Regions from separate parts of the Homo sapiens genome. Here region 2 is linked to region 1. Evidence: chromatin contacts called from ENCODE Hi-C or POLR2A ChIA-PET data. All regions are on one chromosome and are shown on one strand. Each heading gives the region's core, a stretch centred on a gene start or an enhancer-like site at or near the end of the contact. The rest is flanking DNA. Distances are from core to core; before and after follow the strand shown.

The links. A loop is a pair of places that touch in the nucleus more often than their neighbours do. ChIA-PET counts read pairs that join two places held with the same protein, here RNA polymerase II (POLR2A). Pooled maps may share reads with other maps.
Region 2: a map of B cell shows a loop between it and region 1 (20-fold over the local background). The contact joins the promoter of CLOCK here to the promoter of USP46 in region 1. A Hi-C loop is called at or near these places in 1 of 168 maps with a recorded cell type or tissue (B cell), 1 of 37 single-sample maps with no recorded cell type and 7 of 50 pooled maps. POLR2A ChIA-PET finds 5 or more read pairs at or near these places in 1 of 52 experiments (OCI-LY7).

Annotation. Positions count from the first base shown.
Region 1 is chr4:52,656,723-52,662,479 of GRCh38, forward strand. It overlaps USP46 (ubiquitin specific peptidase 46), which reads right to left and starts at 2,579. Exons shown (of 9, transcript NM_022832.4): 1 at 2,393-2,579. The coding sequence starts at 2,428. USP46-DT (USP46 divergent transcript) reads left to right here and starts at 2,684. Exons shown (of 2, transcript NR_125363.1): 1 at 2,684-2,954; 2 at 4,170-4,776. RefSeq lists silencers at 2,033-2,552, 2,563-2,992.
Region 2 is chr4:55,545,612-55,551,011 of GRCh38, forward strand. CLOCK (clock circadian regulator) reads right to left here and starts at 1,298. Exons shown (of 23, transcript NM_004898.4): 1 at 1,171-1,298. It overlaps LOC124900704 (a long non-coding RNA gene), which reads left to right and starts at 254. Exons shown (of 2, transcript XR_007058122.1): 1 at 254-999; 2 at 2,005-2,278. RefSeq lists silencers at 294-923, 1,044-1,143, 1,204-1,573.

The sequences.
Region 1 (5,757 bases), core at 1,329-3,828:
AAGGACACAAAGCCAACATGTGTTAGAACCAGGACCTGCCGGGTATGGTGGCTCACGGCAGTAATTTGGCGCTTCGGGAGGCTGAGGTGGGAGGACCACTTGAGCCCAGGTATTAGGGACCAGCCTGGGCAACATAGGGAGACCCAGTCTCTATGGAAAATTTAAAAATTAGCCAGGCATGGTGGCACGTGCCTGTAGTCCCAGCTACTCAGAAGGCAGAGGTGGGAGAATCACTTGAGCCTGGGAAGTGGAGGCTGCAGTGAGCCACCATGTTCATGCCACTGCACTCCAGCCTGGGTGACAGTGTGAGACCTTGTCAAAAAAAAAAAAAAAAAAAAAAAGAACCAGGACCTGAACCCAGGAAGTCTGACATTAGAACCCAAACTCTGTCACTCTCTAGACATGGCGTCTAAATACAACATCAGACTCCTTACTTAATGAATTACTGGTTCCTCACTTCATCTGGGTGATGGTCCTAAATTTGGTACCTTTTTAGGTCTCCACCTGAGATGTCAACTCTCAGGGCAGTATTGGCCTGCTCCTCTCAGGTCCTCCCCACACCCTGTCTCCCTGACTGAGTTTCACTGAAACACGTTGTGACATTCAGCCCAGGTGTGCCAGAAAGCCCCCGCAGCACTGAGGGTGGGTGGGGGGACGCGTGGGGGGAGGTTGGGGGCTGGCTTCCTCTAGGGGCATGCTAGCTCTCAAGTTTCCAGCCTGCTTCTACACAGAGAGGTGTAACCACACACAAGCAGGACAAGAACACCACCAAGGGCTGGGTCGGAGCCTCACTACCCTGTAGTATCCTTAGGCCTGCGGCCACACCAACAGACATAAAAGAGTATTCAAGCTGCTCCCGATTCACAGTTCCCTCAGGAACTGGTCGTAGGAGAGAAACTGAGAAGGCATCACCTCTTCACAAGCAGCCCCTCCACAGGAATAAGAGGAAATCTGACTCCTCGCAGAGAAAGGAAAAAAAGAGAAAACAGAAAGGCTCTAGGATCCACTCCCCGTATGGAACTCGCCCGGCACCAACCAGTACCTGTGCAGCTATCACTCTGGGAGGCCCCAGCATTTGCTTTGCTGGCCGTGACAGTGGCACGTCCCATTGTGCTGAAAGCTGAAGCCAGCGGGTCTCAATTCCACCCCTGAGCTAACACAAGGCTTCTTAATGCTCCTTTGCCATGTGTTGATCTTGCAACAGAATGTGGGACAGAAGATTTAAAAAGCTATGTGATGGGGGAAGGGCAGCCAGATCACCTTACACCAGGGCTTCTCCATCAAGCTTCCTTGGATTCCCTTTAGGGGCCAGTATTACTAGCTTCAAGGGAGGTTTTCCTCAAACTGGCACTGTAAGAGCACGTGTTGCCTCCGGGGACCCGCTTGGGAGGGGGCTAGAGGGGAGGCGGGGTGCAGTCTAAAGAATGTAGGCAAAACACACATCATCTCACCCTGCAAGGGACAGCAATGCCTTACTCCAATCTGAGCTCCCCAAAGGCTCTGACAAGTGGAGGCGCCAGCAGGGTCCAGCCTGGGGACCCAAGGGCTGGAGGTTCTTCCTACAGAAAAAGGGAAAGCAATGGGGGAAACCCAAATTAAAGTGACCACCGCATCATGGGCTCGGACTGCATCAGAACCCAGTGATGTCCCTGGCTGTATCCATGCCCGCCAGCCTCCCCTAGGTCTACAGCGGATCAGGCAGGATAACCCTGGAGACCTCCTCCAAGCCCACAGCCCGCCCCACCCTTAGGGCCTGCAAATATTACCGCCACAGAGCCTTGTCCCTTTTTCACAGATGGGGAAACTGAGGCATGCGGAGCAAATTACGGTGCTTTTTCAAACCAGGTTGAAGTTCACTTCTCCAGCCACAATTTTGCACTTTTTTTACAGCTTTATTACATTTCCGATTTCTCCAGATACACAATTGCTATTGCAAAGTGAATTTTAAACACCTCGGAAGGACTGAACTCAAAATGAGATGAGGGCAGTCTGGACGTCCAATAAGGCTGTCTTGACCGCAAGAAGAGGATGGGTGCCCCCCACCTCCAGCTTATCCCCCACCCCCTCCCCGGGGACGTTCAGGTTCGGTCGCTTCCCTTCCCTCAAGCCGCTTCCACCGCAACCCGAGGGCGGGGGGCGCAGCAGCGCGGCCCCGGGATCGCCGGGCGGGTTCCGAGGTCCCGGGGCTGAGACGGGCGCCGGGGGCTCGGGGACCCTCCCCGGCCGCTGAGGTGGCTGCGGCCGCGCGCCCAGCTCGGGGGCCGGGAACTTCTGGCGGCGCGGACCCCGCCGCCCCCGCCGCCCCAGCCACCGGGCGTGTGTGCAGCTCGGGCTTCCCTTTCTTTGCCTCGCCGCGAGTCGGGCGCGACCCCGAGGCGGCTCGGCCACTCACCATATTACAGATGGAGGCGATGTTTCGGACAGTCATTAGTCTAAAGGTTGCAGCGATCCCTCACCGCCATCTTTACAAGGGGAAACCGGGACTGCCCATGGTGGCGCGCTGGCGGGGAGGCCGGGCGGCAGCGCGGCGGCCTGGGGTCCGGCTTTCAGTTTGGCTGGGAGAGGGAGGCCGGGAGGAGGAGGCGGCGGCGCGGGGAGGGCGGGGAGGGAGCGCGGAGGGGCGGGGAGTGGCGGAGCGAGGGAGCCTGGGCCGCGGCCGGCGGCGCGGGGAGGAGGGGCGGCCCGGGCGCGCCGCGTGAGTCCGAGCCGGCCGCTCAGAGCGCTCCAGGCTGGGTTCCCGGGCCCCGCCGCGCCGCCTCCTTCCCAGCTCGCCCGCCCAGGCCTGGCCTCCTGCTTTTCCATTTGATTCCCTGCCTCTTTCTATTCGGACTGGAATGCCGGGCCAGGCTCCGGGGCGCGCCGCTGCGGCAGCCGCACCTCGCAGGTCCCCCGGCCGACCCCGACGCGGAAGCGGCGGCCCTCCTCGCCGTCGGGGAGCCAGGGAGCCGGGGACGGTACGGTGCGCGGGGTGGGGAAGCGGGCGGCCCAGGCCGGGGCGAACCCGGGGCCGCCTTCCGTCCTCGCTTTTTCCTCGTCGCCTTCCTCCTGGCGGGCCTCGGCAGCCCCCGGTGTTTATTTTTTGGCGAGGGGTAGGGGTGGCGACGTCCAACTTTTAGTTCCTCCCGAGGGTTCCAACCAGATGGCACCGGCGGGGACCCAAGAAGTAAAATGGGGCGAGGACACCGGAGCGGTCAGAGAGCCCTCGCCAGCTGCGGGCCGGGCGCCCGAGAAAGGGCGCCGGGAAGGGGGAGGAATCCGGGTCTGGGCGGAGGCCAGCAGCGGCGCGCTCGGGCGGCTTGTGACATTAGCGGGTCCAAAGGAGACGTCCCGGTTCCGCGCAAGCACTAGGGACTGTCCAAGGAGTGGAAAGAACGAAAACAAAACTTTTCCATATCTTCAAGGCAGGCATACCCCTCTCGGGTGCACCCAGCCTCTAGTTGTTGAGATGGGCGCTGTATGGGATCATGCACATTTCCCGCATTAAAGGTCGTGGCTGCGGGCTCAGAGCGCGAGTCTGTGCACCACTTAGCAGATAGGTCCACGCGAATTGAAGGGGCCCGTTTCTGAATGTGTGGAACAGTTACACATACAAGGTTGCAATTCGATGCTTTCAAAGGAGAAATTGTACAAGTGAGATGCGTGATAAATTCTTAGATCAGTGTATTTAATGACAAATTGAATCAGAAGAAAAATTAGTTGAAGATAGCTTTTATCTAACCAAGAGTAAAGATTTGAGAGCCGTTGATTGCTAATATCCCTAGAATCTGGGGAGGAAACAGTAAGACAGACTTGTTGACTGAAGGTTTTGGGAGTCATGTCACTGTGTTTTCCAGTGGACATGAGAAATAATATTCCTGCTTAAGTCTTTCAACCTAAATATTATTTCCAAATACATCCTGATGATAATTTCTTCCATTGTAAGTCATGACTGATTTTCTTCTCTCTCTCTCTGTTTTTTAAGAGACAGGTTCTCGCTATGTTGCCCAGCCTGAGGCTGGGCAGCCCCGAGTCATCCCAAACTCCTGGGCTCCAGCAATCATCCCACCTTGGCCTCCCAAAGCGCTGGGACAACAGGCGTGAACCACTGCACCCAATGTTTACATTCCTGATCTCCTTTAATCGCCACCATAACTATCAGCTGGTACATGCTATTATCTCCTTTTTTGCAGATCAGTCACATAAGGCTTAGAGGATCAAGGATCCTGCCCAGATGACTTACCGAAATGTTACAGATTAAGTTGGTGTGGTAACCTGGGCTGAGCACTCTGGGAGAGGAAGAGAAGAGAGAAGACAGGAAACAACTGAACTATGACCAATCCCAGCACGGAGGCCCAGAAAACTTTAAGATTTGAGTATTAATGTCTCAAGGTCAGGAGCAACCTCAAGGCTAAAACTCAGATCTCAGGACTCAATTTCACAGAAGTTCCACTATAAAGGCAATAATCTAAAGCTTTAAATGATATGAAAATTTTGTAATAAGAGTTCAGTATTTCTGCCAACATTGGCGCATGGATTGCAAAGTTCACAGGATTGAAAACACCATCGACATAATGGAAATTGAACAGCATCTGATTACTGAGTGCTATATCAGCAAGTTAAAAGGATCTTTTGCATACCTTTTAATGGTATATATCCTAAAACTGAAGTGTTCAATATAGACATCCAGATTGAAACTCAGGCAGTGAATTACATACACAACAAATCAGTTGAACATGGCAGAGCTTGTCAGACTTATGAAAGATTAAATACATTTTACATTTCCACAAGTGTGGTATTCACAGGTCTAAATTGGAAAATTCTTGGGTTGAAGAAGAATAATCATAATCTTAGCTTCACTCATTGAGGAAACATTATTCAGGGATGATAAGAGGTAAAATCTTAAAAATATTGACAAGCTAATGAGAGAACTTTGAGGTAAGCTGATATGCAGGTATAGTTAGGACTGGGAAAAGCAAGAAAATGGAAGGATGGGTTAGAGGGTGGCACTACACGGCTGATATAGTTTGGATATCTGTCCCCATCCAAATCTCATGTTAAATTGGAATCCCCAATTCTGGAGGCAGAGCTAGAAGGCAGAGCCTGGTGGAAGGTGTTTGCAACATGAGGAAGGATCCCTCATGGCTTGGTGCTGTCTTAACAATAATGAGTGAGTTCTCCCGAGATCTAGTCATTTAAAAGGGTGTGGCACCTCCCCCCCCCCCCGCCCCCGCCAACTCTCTCTTGCTCCTACTCTGCCATATGAATGTTTGTTCCCCCTTTGCCTTCAGCCATGATTAGAAGCTTCATTAGGACTCCTCAGAAGTAGATGTTGGTGCCATACTTCCTGTATAGCCTGTAGTACCATGAACCTCTTCGCTTTATAAATTACCTGGTCTTGGGGATTTCTTTATAGCAATGCAAGAATGACCTAATACAGAAAACTGGTACTGAGAAGTGAGTCATTGCTGTAGAGATACCTGAAAATGTGGAAGCAGCTTTGGAACTTGGTGACAGGCAGAAGTTGGAAGAGTTTGTAGGGCTCAGAAGAAGACAGAAAGATGAGGGAAAGTTTGGAATTTCTTAGGGACTGGTTAAATGGTTGTGACCAAAATGCTGATAGCTAGGACATGAACAGAATGCACCCAAGCACTTTGCTAAGGCAAAACATGCGTGACCTTTGCTCTAGTTCCCAATAATTTCCTTATTTCCATTCGAGACCTCAGAAGCCTGGACTTCAAACCAAAATGCTGATAGTGATGTGAACAGTGAAGTCCAGGC
Region 2 (5,400 bases), core at 48-2,547, 2.9 Mb after region 1:
TGATTTGATCTTTCATCTGCCAGGTCAGAGACTAGGCTTTTATCTTGCAGAATTAGGCTCACCTACCATCAACAAGAGGACCTCTACAAAGCTACAAACACTTTCAAAGAATATAAACTCTGCGGCGCTGCGTGTAGGAAATTACACTCCAGGGGCCAGAGCGCCAGAGCCAACTCCAGAAAACCCAGCTTCACTGGCGGAAAGAAATCTACAAACGCCAGCGGCGGTGACGGGGAACGGGAAGCGCGGGTGGACGGAAGAAGAGAAACCGAGCGCCTCGCCGCCAACCCTCGAACCCGCGCGCGGTCGCTGGAGTCAGACGCTAATAGCCGCGCGCTGCCTAGGAACGGAACCCCGGAACCACCACCACTAACGGAACCAGCCCGCGGCCGGCAACGGCGGCCGTTCGGACTGCGGACTGCGGCACGCGGGCCGGGCGCCGGGAGGGCGGGGGTTCCCCGGAGGAGCTGGCCGCCCCGGCGCCCCATTGGGCGCTGCTCCAAACGTGCCCGAGTGGTGACAGGAATAAAGTGGGTCACAAGGCCTAGCGGGTCCCCAGCGAAAGCTCTCTCGGCACCCGGTCCCCGTCTTTCCCCGCCTCCCAGCTGCTGGAATCGGCCGCAGCTCCGGGCGCCCTCAAGCCGCCCGGCCCCGCCGTGCACCCCACTCCCGCCCCTGCCCCGCAGGTAACCCCAGCTGCCCCAGAGGGCCTCTCAGGCAGGGCGGGCCTCGGCCCGAAGTCCCGGGAAAAGACACACTAGAACGACACGCCAAACTTGGGCTTCAGCTCCCGCCTTCCCCACCCTTGGCCGCCGCCCCCCGGCCCCACACACGCCGCCCCCCGCTCCCTCCCCTTCCCCGCGCCCTCACCGTGTGGCTTGCGGCGGCTCCGGCTTCTTCCCTCCCCCACCCAGGTCTCCCGCTGCGGTGACTCGGAACCACTACCCCGCCTGTGTCCAGGAGGCGCCGCGGCTCCCACCTCCAGCAGCACCTGGGGCTGTGAGTGGCGCCCCCCACCCACCCCCCCAAAAATTCGCCGCTCCTGTGGCCAGCTCCTCCTCCCCCTCCCTTCCCTTCCCCTCCTCCACCAGCCCAGGAGCGCGCATGCGCCGCCAAGGAAGCCAACCGGCACTCGGCAGGCCCTGGGCCCACCGGGCGGGCGCCTCTCACCGGGAGCGCTCGCGGCGGCGGCGGCCAGATTTCCTTCGCGCTCTCGCTCTCCGGGGTTTCCTTTTTTAAACCGGCAGCCGCAAGCCGAGTCCGTGATTGCGCCCCCTCCCGGCGCATGCGTCGTCAGCGACCCCGCGGGCTCAGACGGCCGGCGGAGGCTCTGCGCTCGCCCCTCCCCTCACTCTCCCTTTCCCCAGCGCGGCTCGGTGCGCATGCGACTTGCCCCGTTAGGCAGCACGGAGCCGCGCCAGGGGATCCCGGACGCCCGAAGAGACTCCCGCGCCCCTTGGGCCGAAATCTGGCTCTGCAGGCGCACCGTTCCCTGCCCCGGCCGGGAACGGCGCCGGTTACTAGAAAGCCGGGGAGGCGGGGCCTGGTCGGGTGGAGGGCGCGGCCGGCCGGCAGAGCGCTAGCCTTAGGTCCTGGAGGCTCTTTGGCTTTCCCCCCGTATGCCGGGGGCTAGGAGGAGGAAGAAGAGCTTCCTGCCGGATGAGGGATCCAGAGGCCAGAAAAGGAACCCGCTCTCCCTTCCAAAGCAAAACACTGCCGACGCCAGCTTAGATTTTTCGGGTGTTGGCAGGAGACTTTTTCCCCCAGTGGCATCATTCGTGTTTCCTCTCCTGGTGCTGGGAGAGAAGAGTTGCAAAGGCGCCTGGACCGCCAGTAACATCTTCTCCCATCTCCTGAGGGAGCGCGGCTTGGGTTGCTTCTTCTTGGTGGGTGGGCCTGGGGAGACAGGGCATGCGCCCTCGGCCAGAGGAGGGAAGCGAAAGGAGGTCGGGATTTATTTGCTCATTTGGAGATTTTTCCCTTGCCCTTTTATTAAAAATCAAGTGACAGTGTAATGGAAGATGGAGAATGAAGCATCAGAAATAAACCAGGACCCTAATTTGCATGGATTTCCTCGTTGGAACAACGTGTGACTACTACTTATCTTCGGGAAATTACTTATCTTGATGCGTTAAGGCACATTTGGTCCACATGAGAAAGCACATTTCAGTGCTTCTACTGGAAAAGAGATCTTTACAGTCTTAATTCCTAGTAATTCCTATGTTTTAATGAATATCTTTTGGATTTGAAATAAAAGCCATCTTTTTCTTTCAAAAAATGCACTTTTCTGGCCGTAAAATCCTCCCTTTAAAGTAACAGTCACCTCAGTAAACATTTTCAATTCTTGCTGTATGCTCTGGGCAAAAGAACATCAAACTGAAGCACTTATTCAGATCCTTGATCCTGCACCTAAGGATTTTTCTTTCAGGAGTGGGAAAACATGATTTGTTAATTTACCCCATCATATAGCAGAAGATATTTTGGTCGACATTTTTGCCTGTTCAGCATTCATTCCCTATTCTGATAATTTCTTTTGAAGAACTATCATTTATCCACTCTCAGTCCATATGGTCTGAGCAGGACACAAGGGGAAGGCATATTTGAGTTTAATCCTCGGTTGCAAACTACGGTTCCTAAGAAGGGTGTTACGTCTTTACCAATGGGTTTAAATCTGGGAGAATGGAGACCTGGAGCCATCTTTCCACACGTGAATTCTGAGAAAGAAGGCAACACGGAAAAAAAGCAGATTTGAAGACAGGTTTGGCCTAAAGACATGTTTGAGGCCTGGAAACAAATGTAGATTAGATTCCTCTGGAAATTTCGTTAAACCAGTCAGTAAATTCTTGCATCTGTTTTATTGCTTAAACCAGTGAGAGGTTTTCTTTCACATGTAATCAAGAGTCCCGACTGACAAGAGGTAGGTAGCAAGACGGAGGCAAAGTTATTAATACTGATAAGGTAGGTTGCAGCCAGACAAGAGAGGGCTTGAATGCTTTCCCTAGGATGGATTTTTGAATTTTATTCTAGAGACACTGATCCCTCCTTATATTCCCCATCATCTAGAACATATTATCTTCAAAATACCTTTGCCCTTTTTAATGATTTCATTGTCCTCTCAGTCACCAAGATCAAACCATGTCCATCTTTGACTCCTCCCTCTTTCACTGTATTTAATTATTTACCAAGACCTGTTGATAATCCCCCGTTTTTCTGCTCAGTCCTCTCTCACTGCTTGAACATTTCCCATGGTTCAGTTCACAGCTTCTCCTTTCTCCCACATTCTCTCCAAGAAAAGAAAAAATGTACTGGATATGTCTTTTTTTTGAGACAGATTTTTTGAGACAGAGTCTTGCTCTGTTGCCCAGCTGGAGTACAGTGGCATGATCTCAGCTCACTGAAACCTCTGCCTCCCGGGTTCAAGCAATTCTTGTGCCTCAGCCTTCCAAGTAGCTGTGATTACAGACTCCCACCACCACACCAGCTAATTTTTGTATTTTTAGTAGAGATGGGGTTCCACCATGTTGGCCAGGCTGGTCTTGAACTCCTGGCCTCAAGTGATCCACCCACCTCAGCCACCCAAAGTGCTGGGATTAACAGGCGCGAGCCACTGTACCCAGCCTGTATTGGATATTTCCAATAGCTTTTCCAACTTCCAGATCCCACATTTCCATAAAACAAAAATCCTGCCTCATAATTTCATAGCTCCTAAATTTATATTCCATAGCCTTAAACATAATTTCAGATATTCTGTTCACCCTTTCTTGTGAACCTTGCTATCATTTAAACTGAGTATTTCCAACTCCTCTGTCAACTGATTTCCCCCAGTTGGTAGGCAACGTATCATAGTGGTTAAGAGTACAAAATTAGGATCTTAACTGCCTGGATTTAAATCATAGCTTCACCACTAATATTCTGCATGACTTTAAGCAAGTTATTTCTCTGTTCTTTAATTTCGTCATCTTTAAAATGGGATAATTACAATCCTATCTCATAGCTTAACCGAGACAGTGTGTGTGTCTGTGTGTGTGTAATTTTATCTGGTACATAAGAAATCCCATAGAAATGTTGGCTATTCTTGTCAATGATGTTCCTTTTTGGGTAATTTTCATGTCTCTTTTGCTCTAATTCTTGCCCTAACTCCTATGTCCCATCAGTCACAAAGTCATATCTGTTCTTTCATAGTAACTCATCCATTCATTGACATTCCTAGTTTTACTACCATACTTTAAGGTGAATTGGAGAACAGGAAGCTTTAAGATATGCTTAATAGAGAATATAAGGTTAAGTATTTTTTTAAAGCTTGCATAGTTTATTCAGTTACTCATATTCTTTCTAATCCCTTTAAAATGGAACTACAAAACCCTGCCTCATAGTTGAGGTAGTATTATAGACTTTGTGGTCAAAACTCTTGGCTTAAATTCTGACTCATGCTGAGAGATAGTGAGCAAATCAAGTAATTCCTCTGAGCTTCAGGTACTTATCTGTAAAGTTACAAGACTAGGCATTTCAGAGAACTGTGATGATCAAAGGTAAATTAAACTGCTACATAAAGGCTAGGTGGTGACGATGGTGGTTGTAAATCTTTACAATTTCTTGTTGGAACCCTAAGAATAGTTGAAATGACTCACAGATTTTTAACTCCAGCCTTCACTTCTCCCTTGGGCTCTATACACACGTCTGTTTATCTACCTGATGTCTCTTCTTCTGTATCACAAATATCTTGGATGCTTCTTTCAATCTATTCTCCACAGAGCAGTCAAATTATTTTGAAAATATAAGTGAAGTCACATTATTTTCTTCTAAAACCCCTTTTGTCATTTCCCATTACATACAAATTCCTAATTATGGTCACAATAACCTGTTTGATCTGGCCCCTCCCTACCTCTCCAACCTCATGTCTTACCATTTTTTTCCTTTTCCTGTGACACTCCAACCCAGAAACTGCCTTTCATTTCTTTGCTAATTTATCTCTGCTCTCAGGCTTTCATGCATGCTGTGCCCTTGCCTGGACCCCTCCTACCTTTTCTCATGGCTGGCTCCTTCTCAACCATCACATCTCAAAGATCTAACTACCCTATTTAAGTAGGTCTCCCTCCAACACCCCACCTGCCCCCCCACCACCAATAATATCCAAAGTTATTCTCTTCTGTTGTGTCCAGTTTCCCCCATAATACTTAAGTTTAAATTATGTATATATTAGTTATATGTATATATGATATTTGTTTTCTTATTAACTATTTTCCCTACCACCACAAGATAAACTCCAGAAGGGCGAGAACCATGTGTTTTCTTTGCCACTATACGTGTAGCATCCATTTCAATACCTCAGGTGAGCTGGGTAGAGTGACACGTACATGTAGTTCCAGCTGAGCCGGGAGGATTGCTTGAGCCCAGGAGTTA